2 separate regions of the Homo sapiens genome follow, and region 2 is linked to region 1. Evidence: read pairs that join two places in POLR2A ChIA-PET (ENCODE). Cell type or tissue: PC-9. All regions are shown on one strand.

Region 1 (8,000 bases):
GGGTGGAAGTCACAGATTTTAGCTGGATATGAGAAAGGATTTTTCATTATTTCATAGACGTAACGGTGGATGGTAGAGGGGGTTACTTGTGGTTTACAAGCAAAAGTTGGAAGATCATTTTTATTTATTTAGTTAGTTACTATTATTATTTTTAAACCAGTCAAGTACGGTAGTAAAGAAGGTCACTTTTAGACAACACAGAAGTGACTTTGTTCATAAGGGAGCTGGACTACATGGTAACTAGGATTCCTTCCAAATTCCAAATTTTAGAATTTGCCAGAAATCATCACCTCACTTTTCAAGTCACAAAAGAAAAACCTAACAGCCCCCCATCTTAGAGAGCAGTAAAGGGAAGAAATGCTTTGAGTCTTAATATTACGGTAAAAAAGGAAACACATGCTTCTCCCAGGAGACTCCTTTCGTAAGTTGCTTTCCTTCATACACAAAGACCAATATTTTTGTCTGCAGTTAGAGGGAAAAAGTAAGATAAAGCTGCAATAATTTGGGTTGAAACAAGAGGAAATGAAAAGTAACTGCTAATTAATGCTGAAATAAAGGTTTAGCTCACCTATATTCTAAATACAATCCTTAGAAGATGTAGTTCCAACTGGTTTCCCACATTTATCAACCCTAAGACCGTAGGCAAGTCATTTCAGCTCTCAAAGCTTTAGTTTCATCACCAGGAAAAGTGAATCAAATAGTGGGCTAGATCAAATTGTTGCTAAAAATCAACAGGATGTCTAGCACTCCTCATAGCAAAATGAATTCCGAAGAAACAAAGATTTATACCTGAAAAATGAAACCATAAAATATCAGGAGGAAATTATGTGTTTGTGTGTGTGTATATATATAGAATATGTAACTATATATATATAAAAAATAGATTTGTAATCAAATAATATATATTTGTATATTACATATAAGTATATATTATATATGTAATTATATATGTATATGTAATAATATATATAATGTATATATACAAATAATATACATATATTTGTAATCTTAGAGTAAGGAAAGTCTTCTTAACTGGGATACAAAATGCAGAAGTCGACTGGGCGCCGTGGCTCACGCCTGTAATCCCAGCAATTTGGGAGGCCCAGGTGGGTGGATCACCTGAGGTCAGGAGTTCCAGACCAGCCTGGCCTAATATGGTGAAACCTCGTCTCTACTAAAAATACAAAGATTAGCTGGGCGTGGTGGCAGGTGCCTGTAATCCCAGCTACTCAGGAGGCTGAGGCAGGAGAACAGCTTGAACCCAGGAGATGGAGGTTGCAGTGAACCAAGTTTGTGCCACTGCACTCCAGCCGGGGTGACAGAGCAAGACTGTCTCAAAAAAAAAAAAAAAAAAAGCAGAAGTCATTCAAGATTGATAGATTCAACTACATAAAAATTCTAAATTTCCACATGTTAAAAAAAACATAAAAATACCACAAGGCCAAAAGACAAATCATATCATAGATAAAGGGCTAATTTTTCTCAAATACAAAGAGCTTCTACAAATTAGTAACAAAGAGATCAATTCAATAACAACGTTTAAAAAAAAAAGAGAAAAGGAATATAGAAAGTAGTGTTTTGTAAACATATAAAGAGATGCCAATGTCACTCATAATAAGAAACACACTTTAAAACTAACCCAAGATAAGATAACATTACCAATCTGTTAACCAAAAAGAGACTAAAAGGCTGACCACCCTCATGTTGATAAGGTGTTTACATGTTGTGGGTAGGAAAGTAAATTTAACACGCACAAACTCTTTCACACAGCTGTTCAGTTTCTAGAAACATCTTACAATGACTCTGTACAAGGATTTGCATTGCAGCAATGCTTTAATCAGTAAAAGCTTGGTAACATGTAGAATGTCCACCTACAAGAAACAAAAATAAATGATAGTATATGCACACCATGGAATATTATGAACAATAAAAAAGAAAACTTCATGTACTCAATTAGAATGATTTTCAAAAAATTACTATTACATGAAAAAAGCAAGGTTCAGAGCAGTACACATGAGACAGCACCATTTTGTCTTTTAAAAAGAAAAATGCTTAACATGTCAGAAATGCTTCTACATGCAGAGAATATTTCTGGAAGGATATTCAAAACACCAGGGAGAAGAACTGAAAATCTGGAAGACTTATTTTTCACTATATAGTCTTTGGTACCTTTAAAATTTCACCTAGATTCAGGTATTATAATTTTAAAAATACAAAATCCCTAAGGTATAAACATTCCATTTCTAGGGTTAGCTTTGCCTAGATTTCTACATACAGTTAGATATGGAGGTTAAGCTATATATTCCCTCCAAGGACACAGAAACAGCCTATGACCTTGAGGCTGGGAGATCTCCACCCTTGAAGTACAGTGTGAAGATGGGATGCCAGTCCTCTGCCACTGCACCCAAGTTCCACGGCACTCTTCACTGTCCTTTGGCCCAGTACAGAGGGCCCAAGCTGCAAAACCAGGACTGTATGCCCACTGCATAATGGATATAAGGCTCTTCCATGCTTTTGGGGGAAGTTCTGTTGAAAATAACTAGATCCAAAGTGGAAAGGAAAGGAACCAGAACATTTACACAAACCACAACATTTCAGCTGAGTTTACAATGGCTTCTTGCCTGTTTAAATCAGGACAGCCAAGAACAGACTGCCAGATAAATTGTCATTTGTAGGCACCTAGTGAGCTTAGGCAGTTTTCCACCTGTCCAGGCAAATAAAACAGGCTGCCTTGAGTTATGGACAGGTGGGCCCTGTGGCGCCAGAGACTGGGTCATTAGAGCTTGTGAGCAAGAGTAGGATACCTGGGAAAGATTCGCTCAGCATCTTGGCCCTGCCCAGCAGCTACAGGCCACAGACATTCTTCTTACCCACTGGCTACTCACCTGGTAGCATCAAAAGGGAACATCTATGGAGAAGAAAGCAGGATAAAGGAGCCCTAGGCAGGGAGGGTAGTCGTCCATGATCTGATCTCATCTCACAGAGCTGAGATCAGAGAGCACATCTTTGAGGATGCTGGCATAACACTGGGGTCAGGAAAAGACCCTGTGTTGTTTCTGAGGGTCACACATTTCAAAGGAAGTGCAAATGAGGTCCAGATTAATTGTTTTCTCAGAGTCTTACATAATAAAAAGCCTATCCCCCACCATCTGGCTGCCACTCTGACCACACAGCATATCTCTAAACAAATTAAACTTCTCTGGGATATATACACACACATGCGTGCATGCATACACACAGACCACCTTCATATCTGGTCTCTAAGAAGCTCCCTCTACCCTGATGTCCCCTAAGTCCACCCAGGATCAGAGAATGTCTGAGGCCACCAGCATCTCCCTCTCTTACTGGTTGTAATTACCTATGGGCCTGGCTCCTGAGAGGATGTATTTAAGATTCATCAGGGCAAATTATTTGTGGTGAGTGCTCTTTTAGGACATCAGCACCATTTCTGTGTTCCAAGTGGTGGTGGCATACCCTCAACTCACCTTCCCTGCCTCCATGAACACCCAATCAGTTGGCCTCCCTCACTGGATCTCCCATTTCTGAGATTTCTGGCCATCTTCTGGTCTTAGTAATTTTGAATTCTCTTCCCTTTGCTTCGTGATCCTGGTTTTCAGATTTTATTTCTGCCTTGAGTATGCAATGAGCTTATGGAAAGGCATTTCCTAAGACAATGACCTATAACCCAGCCCCTCTGCCAGAACTCACCCAACATCCTTGCCTAGGATGACAACAAGAACAATGATCAAGTTTGAGAAATTATGATTTCATTCTAGTTCAATAGCTTTTTAAAAATGTGGGTATGTGCATGTTTAAAAGCATGCACCCAACAGCTTAAAATAAAGAAATCAAGGAAAAAAACCAAGATGAGAAAGGCAACAGGTAGCAATCATGACTAAAGAAAAAGGAAGTTAAAAGTAAAAGTCAAGTTATAAGGTATATTTGTAAGACAATATTAAGTGTAGGGTAGGATTTTAAATTTCTCTTACAGGAGAAATTAATTAAGAGAAAGTAGCCCAATAACCACTCATGCTTCTCCCTCCCCACCCCAAGCATGCACAGCTTGCTCCTTCACGTCCTCCTCAAAGGGGCCTTCCTTGGCTGACTCACCTAACGGCAGCAATCCTCCCACCGCACCCTCTAATCCTGTTCTTGGCTGTATTGTTCTCATAACCACTCCCATCATCAACTACATACTACGATTTTTACCTATTCATTCTTTTTAAATTCTCATTCCCCTCTAGCTTTCTAGAAAGCCAGCTCCATGAGGGCAAGAGGATTTGTCTGTTTTGTTCATTGCTGTATCCCCAGCACTTACAGCCTACCTGGAACAGAGCAGGTGCTCAACAAATTAGCTGAACGTGTAACTGTAATACAAATATACTTCAATTTTATACTATTACTGATTATGTAAAATACCTCTACTTGTTCTTAGACACAATTGCTTAGAATAATATAAAATGAACTATTATTCCCAAAGTCATACAAAATCACGCACTCTGTATCCTACTGATACTTTACTAGAAAAACAAGATACAAAACCAGAACCAAAGTATAAAAAGAATATCCCAGAAAATGTTTCCTTCTCTGATTCTCAGCATTTGTATGGACTGGAATAAAGGTCAAATTCCTCTCATCTATAGTCACCTACATTCATTGTCACCCAAGCTTTCAGTTTGTAACATAACAAAAAAGGGAGAAAAGGAAAATTCTCCTTTTGCTGGTGATTTTGCAAATACCCCAGCTCCCTCCCTGGTGCTTGATGGTGCCCTCTTGCTGCAGCTAAAGGGAACCAGGCTGTTTAGTGGGGGACTGGGGCTGGCGGTGGGTGTGGTGGCCTGCGGATACCACGAGTGGCAGAAATGCTGGTGCAGAATAGAAATGTGGGTCAACCCTGGAAAAAATGTTAAAAAGAAAAAATAAAAGCAAAATCCCTCTGGTACAGAGGGCTGAGAGGCTAGAAGAGAAGCCTATCCTTAACTCCACCTGTAAAAATAAGAATGAAAAGGAAAAATGAATGAGAAAAGTAGGGAGGAAGAAAAAAAGACAAAAAAGCATAGAAGAAAAGGGGAGAAAGAGCAAAGGCAAAAAGAAAGAGGGAAACAGATGAGTAACAGATAGGGACAGCAGCAATGGGGAAATGCATCGGTGGGAAGTGAAGTGGCAGCAGCAGGGAGGGTGCATTCCCCCACTCCCCCAACCCCGCTTTCCAGCACCTGTCCAGTTAGAGACGTGATGGCAGCAAGGGACCAGCAAGCGGGAGAGAGAGGTGCTGAACACACCAGTTTTCTCATCACCAGTCAATTGCAGAGCCAGGACTAACTCCCGCTCATTCACAACACCGTGGAGTTTCTCCTGTTAGCATCAAGGCCATGGAAATGCATATAAACATACATAAATACACACACACACACACATCGCATACATATATGCGTGTGTGTGTGTGTGTGTGTATACACATATATAATCTAGGCTAACAAAAATCACTTTGATAGAAAGGCCAAAACTGTTTATTTAGGGCTGCCTATAAAATAAATGAGATTATTTTAAAAATATGAACAAATTACCTCAATATTACCAGACCACCTAAAGCCAATGGAAATATAAAGGGTGTTTCATCTAGGATAACAGTTGTGACTACTCTGTATACTTGGAAACAACTTAAATAGACACTCCAGGTCCTAATCTTTCCCCAGAGGTAGGAGTGTCACATTCTTGTTCAGGGCGGGAGGGCTTTGCTCAGCACAAAAGACTACACAGCATGCTTGTTTACATAAAGAGGAACAATGCACATTGCAGAATATGGCGTGGGAAATTTAGTCATCATCAGTGGAAATGCAAATCTCCTTATTTTACATTCTTCTTTTTGCACACCTAACCCCCAAGGGTTAAAAGCAGCCAAAGCCTCTATGGAGTTGAACCAATCAGCTTGTCTCTTGATGACATCATGCCTCTAATGAGAAAGAGCTGGAAAGGGCGAGGTGGCGAGGCCACTTCTGGACTTGGCCTGAAAGGGTGCCCTCCCAGTTGCTGCCACTTCACTTCTCAGGAAAAGGATTCAAGAGCCAAGGGTTTCCTCAGCTACCATTTCAGACAAAGCCAGGACATTCCCAAAATCCTGTGCCAGAAATTATTCTCATCTTATACAAAATGCATACAAAGCATGTCCCTGCTCTTCACCCATCTCCCACTTATTTAATATTTATGAAAGCTGATTACAAAACACAAATTTATCATTTAAGCCTTTAGCCAAGTTTTAAATGACTCCAATGTTTATGCTAAGTAGACAAACAGCCTTCTGTGGTTTTCTCTTTCATAAACTTTAATCCCATTCAAAGGCAGGTGAGAGGCTAATCTGGTCATCACAAACTTTTTATCCATTCAAACCACAATATGACCAGAAAGCCATTTTTGTTATTCCTACAAGGTATTTATCTCAGATGTTAATTGGTGCTGTGTGTGTGTGCTGTGGGTACATCACACTGTGCAAGAGACAGAGGATAAAGACATACCAAAAGGAGACTCTGCCGCAGGAACACACAGCTGAGATGCTGAGGACACTGCCAGCTTGATGAAGGGAGAACAGGTTTCTTTCTTATAGTAGGAAGTGGGAAAGGCTTAAAGTTTTGGATTTTTAATTTTGTTAAATTTACATATTTTTATTTGGAGATGTCTATATCAGTGCAGAAAAACAAAGTTTTAGAGACACTGGATGCCATTACTTTATATATCATTAGTTTATTATAAAGAAAGTTTAAAATAAAATTTAGAAATTTAGTTTATTATAAAGAAAGACATGGAAATTATATTATGAAATATTTTAGGACTTCAGTGGAAGGAGCAGCTTCACGTGATGCCATTTCAATAGTGATTTATTTCTGTCTGCATTCTTTCCAAGAATGTCACCATCTCTAAATAAGAAATAATCCTGTCACCTAGAACTACTTTGGTGCCTCTATATTCTGGGAGAAGAAATTTGTCTCCAACTTCCACGCTAATTGGTCGAATCTCTCTACCCTTTCCTTTAGAGCCTGATCCAACAGCTACCACTGCTGCTTGTGATACTTCTCCCTGAGATTTTCCTGGAGGCATAATGCCTCCTTTGGTTACAGTTTCAGCTGCACTCCTTTCAACCAATATTCAGTCAAAGAGTGAAAGAAACTTTCTAAATGCTGGTCCCGCCATGACTCTACTGCCACAGCTCTGGTGCTTCCAGTTAAATGATGAATTTCTCCTGCTTCCCAGCACCCTGAATATCTAAGCCTTTCAGTTCATTTGCAAATGAAGATTAATTTACAATTTACATGCTAGAGTCATGTTTACTGCTCCAGCATACAGCCATCTATGCTTGCTCAGAGTTGATAGAAACAGTGCCAAAAACTGCTGTATCACTCAGGGTCCCTGCAGGAAAAGACGGCACAAATTGTGCACCTGAAGGAACTTAGTAATGGGATTATTTACACAGGTTTGGGTAAGGTGCAGGGAGGGGAGCTAGTCACAGTGAGGAGCCTTAGGTCAGAAGGGTCAAAGGGAAGGACTGTTTACTAGAACCCAGAGAGAACAGCTATTGGGAGAAGGTCCCTCCCAGGAGTGGTGGCTTTCAGTAGAGGGACAAAACCAATCCAACAACCCCTTGGCCTATTAATGCACGACACATAAGCAGATAGAAAAGGGTAGGAACTGGACCTGAAGGGCAGGTGGAAAATGCCCTGTGCAGTATCTAATGGTTGGAGAAGTTTCAACAACAACAAACTAACCAACCTTATGATATAGCCATACAAGAGAATACTCAGCCTTTTTAGAATGACGATCTGAATCCAGGTCTTATTGATGCTGCCATGGTAAGATATCCACAACGTGCAGTTATTAGGTAAGAAAAGCAAATTATAATCAGTAAATACACTAAGACTCCGAATTTGGATATGTATTGAATGTTAACAGAGGTTAAGTATGCATGGAGGGATGTGGGTGAATTTCCCACTCCTTATCTGTATATTTTT
Region 2 (8,000 bases), 370 kb before region 1:
GCAAGGGGGCTCACACCTATAATCCCAGCACTTTGGGAGGCTGAGGCAGGCAGATCACCTGAGGTCAGGAGTTCAAGACTACCCTGGCCAACATGGCAAAACCCCTGGTTATCCGGGTGTGGTGGCACGCACCTGTAATCCCAGCTACCTGGGAGGCTGAGGCAAGAGAATCGCTTGAACTAGGGAGACAGAGGTTGCAGTGAGCCAAAATCACACCACTGCACTCTAGCCTGGCAACAGAGCAAGACTCCATCTCAAAAAATAAAAATAAAAGGATTTCTTGCAAAACAAACCCCTGGACTATTCCAATTCTGACATATATGTATGTGTGTACACACACACACACACACACACACACACACACACACACACACACACAAAGCCTGCAGTGCACATGCAGCCCCCATGCTCCCATTCCAATACCCACTGTCTGGCCCCAAGAAGAAACTCAGCCCTTCAGAGAACTTAGGTGCAGGGAGGGGCATGACTCCATCCATTGCCCATTGGCAGGTGAATTTCATGGGCAGTGGTAGTTAGAAGCTTAACCCAAATGGCCCAGAGCTCTAGAGAGACCTGGTCTGGGGCCAGAGCAACTAAGCCACCTGGGGCCCAGTCCTTCCCACCAAGTCCAGTTGTCTCCCTTCCCCGTCTCTGCTAGGAGTAGGGAGGGGCTCACTTTCAGGGCAGCCCTCTGTGCTCCTGGTCAGCTGGGCAACCCCCAAGTGCCTCGTACTCCTCGTGGTGACTCAGGTGTTTCCCTGATGCCCACTGGCAGGCTGTACGGTGTGGGAACACTTCTGCCCTACCCAGGGGATGAGTGGGGACAGTCAGTGTGCCAGGGGCCTCCATCCTCCATGGGCTCCATCTGCCACATGGTACAGCCTGATGGACCTTCTTACTGTACCAGAGCCTAAGCTGGATCACCACCTCCATCACAATAGTACTAGCTTCCCTTCTCCAAGGACTTATTACACACCATGCTCTGTGTATGTTGGCAAATGTAATCCTCACAACAACCCTAAGAGGCAGGTACTATTATCATCTCCATTTAACTGACGTGGAAATTATGGCACAGAGAGGCAAAGTAATTGGCTCAAGGTCACACAGTAACTAGAGAAGCAGGATTTGAGTCAAGGCAGGTTGGCTCAAGTCTTAGCCACTCTACTGTGTGCCTCATATATGGTGCTGGGTAAGACTGGACCAGGAGCTGGCATGTCCTTGCCCAGCTGGGGCTCCTTAGTCTCAGTCTGGAGCCATCACCTCTGAATCCTCTGTCTGGCTGCCAGTCCCCAGCTGTTTCTGTCAAGAACACCTTGGTCAAAGCCCTTCTGGACATTACTGCCAGAAAATGACTCCTGTGTGCTGAAGACAGCCACAGGCTCTCGTCCCTGCCTCCCTCTCCAGGCCTATCCTCCTGCTCTGCCTGCCTATGTGCCTCATGATCCCACATCACTCCCTGAGCATGGAGGCTTGAACTGGCACCTGCCTTGAATGCCATCCCCTCCACTAGCTAAAACCTTCTCTCCTTCGCGACCTGTCTGCACCTCCTCTTCCGGGAAGCTCTCCTGGACTAGCTCCATTCTGTTCCTTCTCACCACAACCCTGACCCGGGCCCTCCAGATCTGCAATCACTACACCAAACTGCAATGTCTGCTAACTGCTCTGGCCTCACCATGTTATCAGTTTCCCAGAGAATGCCCTGTATCTTACTGAGGTAGGTCCCAGCACCTGGCACGGTGCCTGGCATTTAGTGGGTCCTCAACATACGTTTGCTGGATGAATAAATATACTAAAAACATGAGCCTTAGCCACACTATTCTGAGTTGTAGCACTTGCCACTGTATCAGTTTTCATATATTACTGCCATCGAGATGCAATACTCCAAAGAAGTGAATTCCACCGGCTTCAGTCAGGCCTGGGTTCACACCCTGGCTCATCCCTCCCATCCTATGACTTGGGGAAGACATTAAAACTGGAATACTACCACCTAACCTGAGAGGCTGCTGTGTGGAATAAATAACGATGCAGTAACTGCTTAACAGTGCCAGGTAGATAGTAAGGGTCCTACAAATAAGGACCACAGTGGCTGCTGCTATTATTATCACCCATGGCTTGTGTTAAGGGATTGTATGGTGATATTCCAGTCCTAGAAATGTGCTAGCCTGCTGAAACCCAAGGGACCTCCACAGACAGAACTTCCCAGTTCCCTGCCTCACCATCAATTGTGGGGAGAGAACCGGCAGGGAGCCCCCTACTCTGGGCACATGCTTCTTTTTTCAGGGAGAAGGGCCTAAACCTTCCTCCCCTTCTCGCCCCACATGCAGGTGACCCAGTTGCTGTCACCTCCTTCCTCCCATACTGCAACGGAATAAGGGGCAGCCTCTGGATACAAGACAGAGGTTGCCCCGTCTCCGTGGCAGGTGCTTTTGGGATCAGAAGTGAGGGATGTCATGGGAGAATGGGTCTGGCTGATTCTCTCCCAACCTTTCTTATCAATCATTAATCCAAGTGCTGACCTAGTGACCTGGTTTTCTAGGCCAGCAACTCTGCCGTGTTCTCTGCTTACTATTTGCCAATCCAGGTCACCCCACCCTCTTAAGGACACAGGAGAAGCCCGGGTGGCCTTCTAGCTGGCCAGAGTCAGCCCAGAGAGTCACCTGAGGCCAATCCCCAGGAGTGGCCTGGGGCTGGTTTTGTTCAGAGAGTGCTGGAACCAGAGAAAAGACAGCCAGGAGGCCACCCACGCATTCCACAATTCTTCCCATTGCCCCAAGAGGCAGCCCCCTAGGAACAGCCTCCAGGGCTGGAGAATGTCCTGGAGAAGAGACCAGAGACAGGAGGGTACTCTTCACCAGGGATAGGAAAGCTGCCACAGAAGGGGGCCTTGGGTGTGCCCACCCACCCACCTGCAGTAGGGAGAAAGGGGCACCCAGATCCCTGCATCACCTCTCCACTGGGAGCACTAACGTGCTGACCACCTCTGACCGCAGCCACTGAAGACTGCGAAAAATCTGTGGTTTTCACAAAGAGAAGCTCAGCAATGTCAAAGCACATACACATGCATAAAAACAAAACTGAAAAGACATGGCCACAAATGTTAAGGGTACTTTTCTCTGAGGGGTGGAGCTGTAGGTGATTTCGATTTTCTTAATTATATTTTCCTATGTTATCCAATTTCTTCACAGTGAGCGTGGGATACCTTTATAATCTGGGGTTGGTCGGGGGAAGGGGGAGACATTTTTAAAACCAAATAAAATGCTGAGAGATGCCAACGAGGTAAAGGAAAGGCCTGCTCAGGTCCCAGAAGAGACCCAGATCTCTCCTACTGAAGCCTGAATGGGCCTGAGACCCCTCACACTACATGGAGAGGGCTTCCAGGGTAGGGTGGTTCTGCCGGCCAGCAGAGAGACTCACCAGAGACCGAGCCAGAGCCCTTCTCAGCTAAGACCACAGGGGCTATGGTTGTGGACACTGTCCCTGCCCCTCTGCCCTTCTGGTCCCTGCCAGCTGGTTTCATTCACTTGTTCAACAAATATTTGTCAAGTACCTACCACCATGTGCCAGGCTACATTAGCCAGCAATGACCAGGGCTATGAAGGACAAATGCCAAGCAAGGTGTGGCACTCAGAGCACATGAGTCAGGTGCGAGTGGCCAGGAGACGCTTTCCTGAGGACCTTACGTAGCCTCTGGCCCAGGCAGGCTGAGTGGGATTCCAGGGTGATGGGAACAGTGATGTGAAAAGGCCCAAGGAATGAGGACCTGGGCTGTCTGTGGGTAGAGAGAAGGGCTGTGGCTAGAGGTCACTCAGCGTCTTGAAGGGTAAGCTGAGGATGTGGGTATTTATTCTGGGAGGAGCAGAGAGCCAAGGGGGTTATGAAGAGGATGGGGAGGAACAGAGCTGCATTTTTACAAAGACTTTTCAGGCTGCTGTGGAGAACAGACTGAAGATGAGAACAGACTGAAGGTGATAACAGACTGAAGATGATTTCAGCCAGGCTCGGAGGAGCAATAGTTACAGCAAACCTGGCAAGGGAGTCGGCAGGAGGGGAAGGCCACCTGGAGCCCTGCAAGGTCTGGGAAGCAGCTGCCTGTTGTGTTCCTGGGAAGACTCAGGCTGAGGAGTTGAGGGATGGGGCCCTGACTCAGAGCTGAGTACCTCTCTGGCTGCCCCACCTGTGTCCTCACTGAGTAAAATGTCAGAATTAGATCATCTCCAAGGCCTGTTCCTGCTCTGCCCTCCCAGGGTTCAGCCTCCCAGAGGTCCTGGTCTCAGTGATTCCCGACTATGACACACACATACAAACACAGGTATCTGGGGAGCAGACGTGGCGCTTGGCACTGCTTGGCATGAGGCCAATCGATACTAACAGCCACATTCCCAGGCTTGACAACTACACCCAAGCCCCTCACACATCTGACACAGAGCTCTTGTGACCAGGATGCCAACCATAGGTCAACAGCCCTGCTTTAGGGGCTCTGTGGTTACAATGTGGACACCACCACTTATACCTTTTTCTTTTCTTTTTTTTTTTTTAAGACAAGATCTCCCTGTCACCCAGGCTAGAGTGCAGTGGCACAATCACAGCTCACTGCAGCCTCGATTTCCTAGGATCAGGTGATTCTCCCACTTCAGCCTCCTGAGTAGCTGGGACCACAGGTGTGCACCACCACGCCTGGCAAATTTTTGTATTTTTTGTAGAGACGGGGTTTTGCCATGTTGCCCAGGCTGGTCTCGAACTCCTGGGCTCAGGTTATCCACCCGCCTCAGCCTCCCAAAGTGCTGAGATTACAGGTGTGAGCCACCATGCCCAGCTACCTATTTCTTTACAAACAATTAAGACTAGGACAGCCCTTTAAGGGCACCTGGCTAGCTCAGTTGGTAGAGCATGAGACTCTTAAGTTCCTGAAGTGCTTTCAGGTACATCACACATCACTTAATCGACCCAGTGAGATGAGTGAAGGCAGGGCTATTTCATTTATCACTACACCCCCTACTCTGAGGGAAGCTCTGACTGGCTCTTGCTCGCCTGTGAATGCTCTAGGTGAGGGGACGAAGGCTGGTGGTAAGGAGAAGGGCAGCCACTGAGTGGGTGGCCAGCAGGCCCCATGAGAGGCAATGAAACTCTGACTGGCCCAGGAGAAATGGGACGTGCAATTGCAGCGGGGAGGCAGGAATAGGGATCTGCAGGGCAGAGAGACTTCTCAACCTTCCCAGGGAGAGAGGAGACATGGAAAAATCCCACAGTTAAGCTGTGATTGGTCGGTCTGTCCAGGAGAACCCAGGGATCTCAAGTTCAAGTCTCACCTAAAAGCGTTCACGTTCTTTGACCCTATACTTCCCCTTATAGGAAAACACTGAGCTGTTCACTGCAATGTTATTTATAATAACAAAAAATCAGAAATGGCCCAATGCCCAATAATAGAGGAATGGTTAAATATATTAGGGCACACCCAGACAACTGAGTATTACCTAGTCATTAAACTCATGTTTTCATAGAATATTTAATAACATAAGTGAAAAATACAATACGAATTTACATAAAGATCATGATTCTCATGAAAATGACTAGAAAAAGAATAGAAGAAAGTTCCCCTGTATGAAGAGGGTGGTAGGTGATTTTTTTGAGACAGAGTCTTGCTCTGTCACTAGGCTGGGGTGCAGGTGTGACCTCAGTTCACTGAACCACCTCCTAGGCTCAAGTGATCCTCCTACTTCAGCCTCCAGAGTAGCTGGGACTACAGATTCATGCCACCACACCCAACTAATTTTTGTATTTTTAGTAGAGATGGGTTTTCACCATGTTGGCCAGGCTGGTCTTGAACTGAACTCCTCCCGGATCACAAGTGATCCTCCCGCCTTGGCATCTCAAAGTGTTGGAATTACAGGCATGAGCCACTGCACCCAGCCTTTGTTTTTTTTTTTTTTTTTTTTGAGACAGAGTCTCACTTTGTCGTCCAGGCTGGAGTATAGTGGCACGATCTCAGCTCAGTGCAAACTCTGCCTCCCCGGTTCAAGTGATTCTCCTGTCTCAGCCTCCAGAGTAGCTGGGATTACAGGCACCTGCCACCACACCCAGCTAATTTTTGTATTTTTAGTAGAGATGGAGTTTCACCACGTTGGCCAGGCTAGTCTTGAACCCACCTCAAGTTATCCGCCTACCTCGGCCTCCCAAAGTGCTGGGATTACAGGCATGAGCCACTACGCCCGGCCTTTTTTTTGGGGGACAGGGTCTCACTGTTGCCCAGGCTGGAGTGCAATGGCTCGATCTCAGCTCACTGCAACTTCTGCCTCCTGGATTCAAGCAATTCTCCCACCTCAGACTCCCATAGCTGGGACTACAGACATGCGTCACCACGCCCGGCTAATTTTTATATTTTTTGGTAGAGTCAGGGTTTCACCATGTGGGCCAGGCTGATCTTGAACTCATAACCTCAAGTGATCCACCCACCTTGGCCTCCCAAAGTGCTGGGATTACAGACATAAGCCACCGCGCCTGGCCAATGTCACTGTACTTTGAAACTTTCGGTAACACTTATGATCTTTATTTTACTTGACCCACGATAGCATGTGATAGTGATATGACTGCTCGATCCCTCCTCCTCTACGCCTTCTCTTCATTTGGCTTCCTCCCAGGTTTTGCTCTGATATCACTGGCTGCTCCGTATCAATCTACTTTGTTGGTCTCAGTCAGTAATTTTCTTCCTAATCTCTAAAGGTCTCTTTCATTCTCCATCTACGCTCCATCTCTTTCTGATCTTATGCCAGCTTGTGCCTTCCAATGCCTTCAGTATGCTGATGATTCCCCAATTTATTTCTCCAGGCCAGCTTCTCTGACACCTCCACACGGATGTCCAATGGCAGCACAAGCCTAACACATCCAAAACCGAGCCCTTTACCTTCCCCCCATGGTCTCTCTCATCTCAGTAAATGACAACTCCAACCTTTAAGTTAGAGTCAAGGAATCTTGCTGGCTTTGCCTTTAATAAATATACGGAATCTAATTACTTCTCACCACCTCTACTGCTATGACCCTGGTCCCAGCCAACACCATCTCCTGCCTGGATTACTTAACAGCCTCCTAACTGGCTTTCTGGCTTCTGCCTCCCACCTCACCACCCACTCTCTGTACAGCAGTCAAAGTGATCCTTCTAAAATACAATTCAGATTCTGTCCCTCCTGTGATCAAATCCTTCCTGGAGCTTCCTATCACAGAGAAAAAGCCCATCTTAATACCTGCCAGCAAGTCCTTCTGGAACTGGTACCCCTGCCTGCTCCACTCCTTCTGGTATATTAAGTACCAGGCACACGGCCTCCTGCTGGTCTCGACACAGCAGGCATATCCTGCCTTCAGTGGGCCTTTGCAGCGGCTTTTCTCTCTAGCTAAAGTTCTTCCCCCTCCCCAGTTACCCACCTCCACAGCTCACTGCCTCACCTTCTTCAGGTCCTTTCTCAAATGTGGCCATCTCAGTGAGGTCTTCCCTGGCTTCCCTATTTCAAATATGCGTAGTCCACCCTCAGGTACTTCCATCTCCCTTCCCTGCTTCAACTTTCTCCATCCGTCTTATGGCTATCTGGCAGAGTGTATATATATTTCCTTATTTGTTTAGTGCTTGTCTCTTCCCAAAGAATATAAGCCCCAGGAGGCAGAGATTTTTGTCTGTTGTTAGATTCACATAACCCTCAAGTATCAGAGGAGCAACTGGCATAATTGCAAAAAGACGTCTGTTCACCACGCACCTTGAAGCAGTCCTGTAGAGATCACTGCTCCACGGGCTTCAGTTTTCCAGGGGTATCTGACCCTGCTTTCCAGACCACTCCAGACCATTCCAGACCCTTCAAAGGAGGAGCTTATCAAGATGAGCATAAATTGGTAGAAATGTGGTGGAGAGCGAATCTAGAAGCCTGAGGGGCCTAGCAGCGTCTGGCTAGTTCTTTTGCTAATCTGCCAAGTGACGTTGGGGTTGGTGGTTCTGTGGTGGTGGTGGTTGCGGGAGGGGG

What was found. ChIA-PET counts read pairs that join two places held together with the same protein. Peaks named below come from ENCODE experiments on the same cell type or tissue, not always from the same donor. Only the 100,000 strongest peaks of a DNase experiment are listed, where the experiment ranks them.
Region 2: POLR2A ChIA-PET joins it to region 1 with 5 read pairs; 1 of 35 experiments calls an interaction of 5 or more read pairs at or near these places.

Annotation. Positions count from the first base shown.
Region 1 is chr6:35,022,705-35,030,704 of GRCh38, reverse strand. All of the region lies in intron 11 of ANKS1A (ankyrin repeat and sterile alpha motif domain containing 1A), which reads right to left. It also overlaps the pseudogene HSPE1P11. Among named protein-coding and RNA genes, the nearest start is that of TCP11, 110 kb to the left of the region's middle. RefSeq lists an enhancer at 5,814-5,963. In PC-9, a CTCF peak has its summit at 4,800; DNase peaks (open chromatin) are centred at 4,134 and 5,824; H3K27ac peaks cover 3,907 bases.
Region 2 is chr6:35,397,333-35,405,332 of GRCh38, reverse strand. The region is part of intron 2 of PPARD (peroxisome proliferator activated receptor delta); the gene reads right to left. Among named protein-coding and RNA genes, the nearest start is that of FANCE, 51 kb to the left of the region's middle. In PC-9, no CTCF peak of the experiment used is centred here; DNase peaks (open chromatin) are centred at 2,592, 3,642 and 4,382; H3K27ac peaks cover 5,602 bases.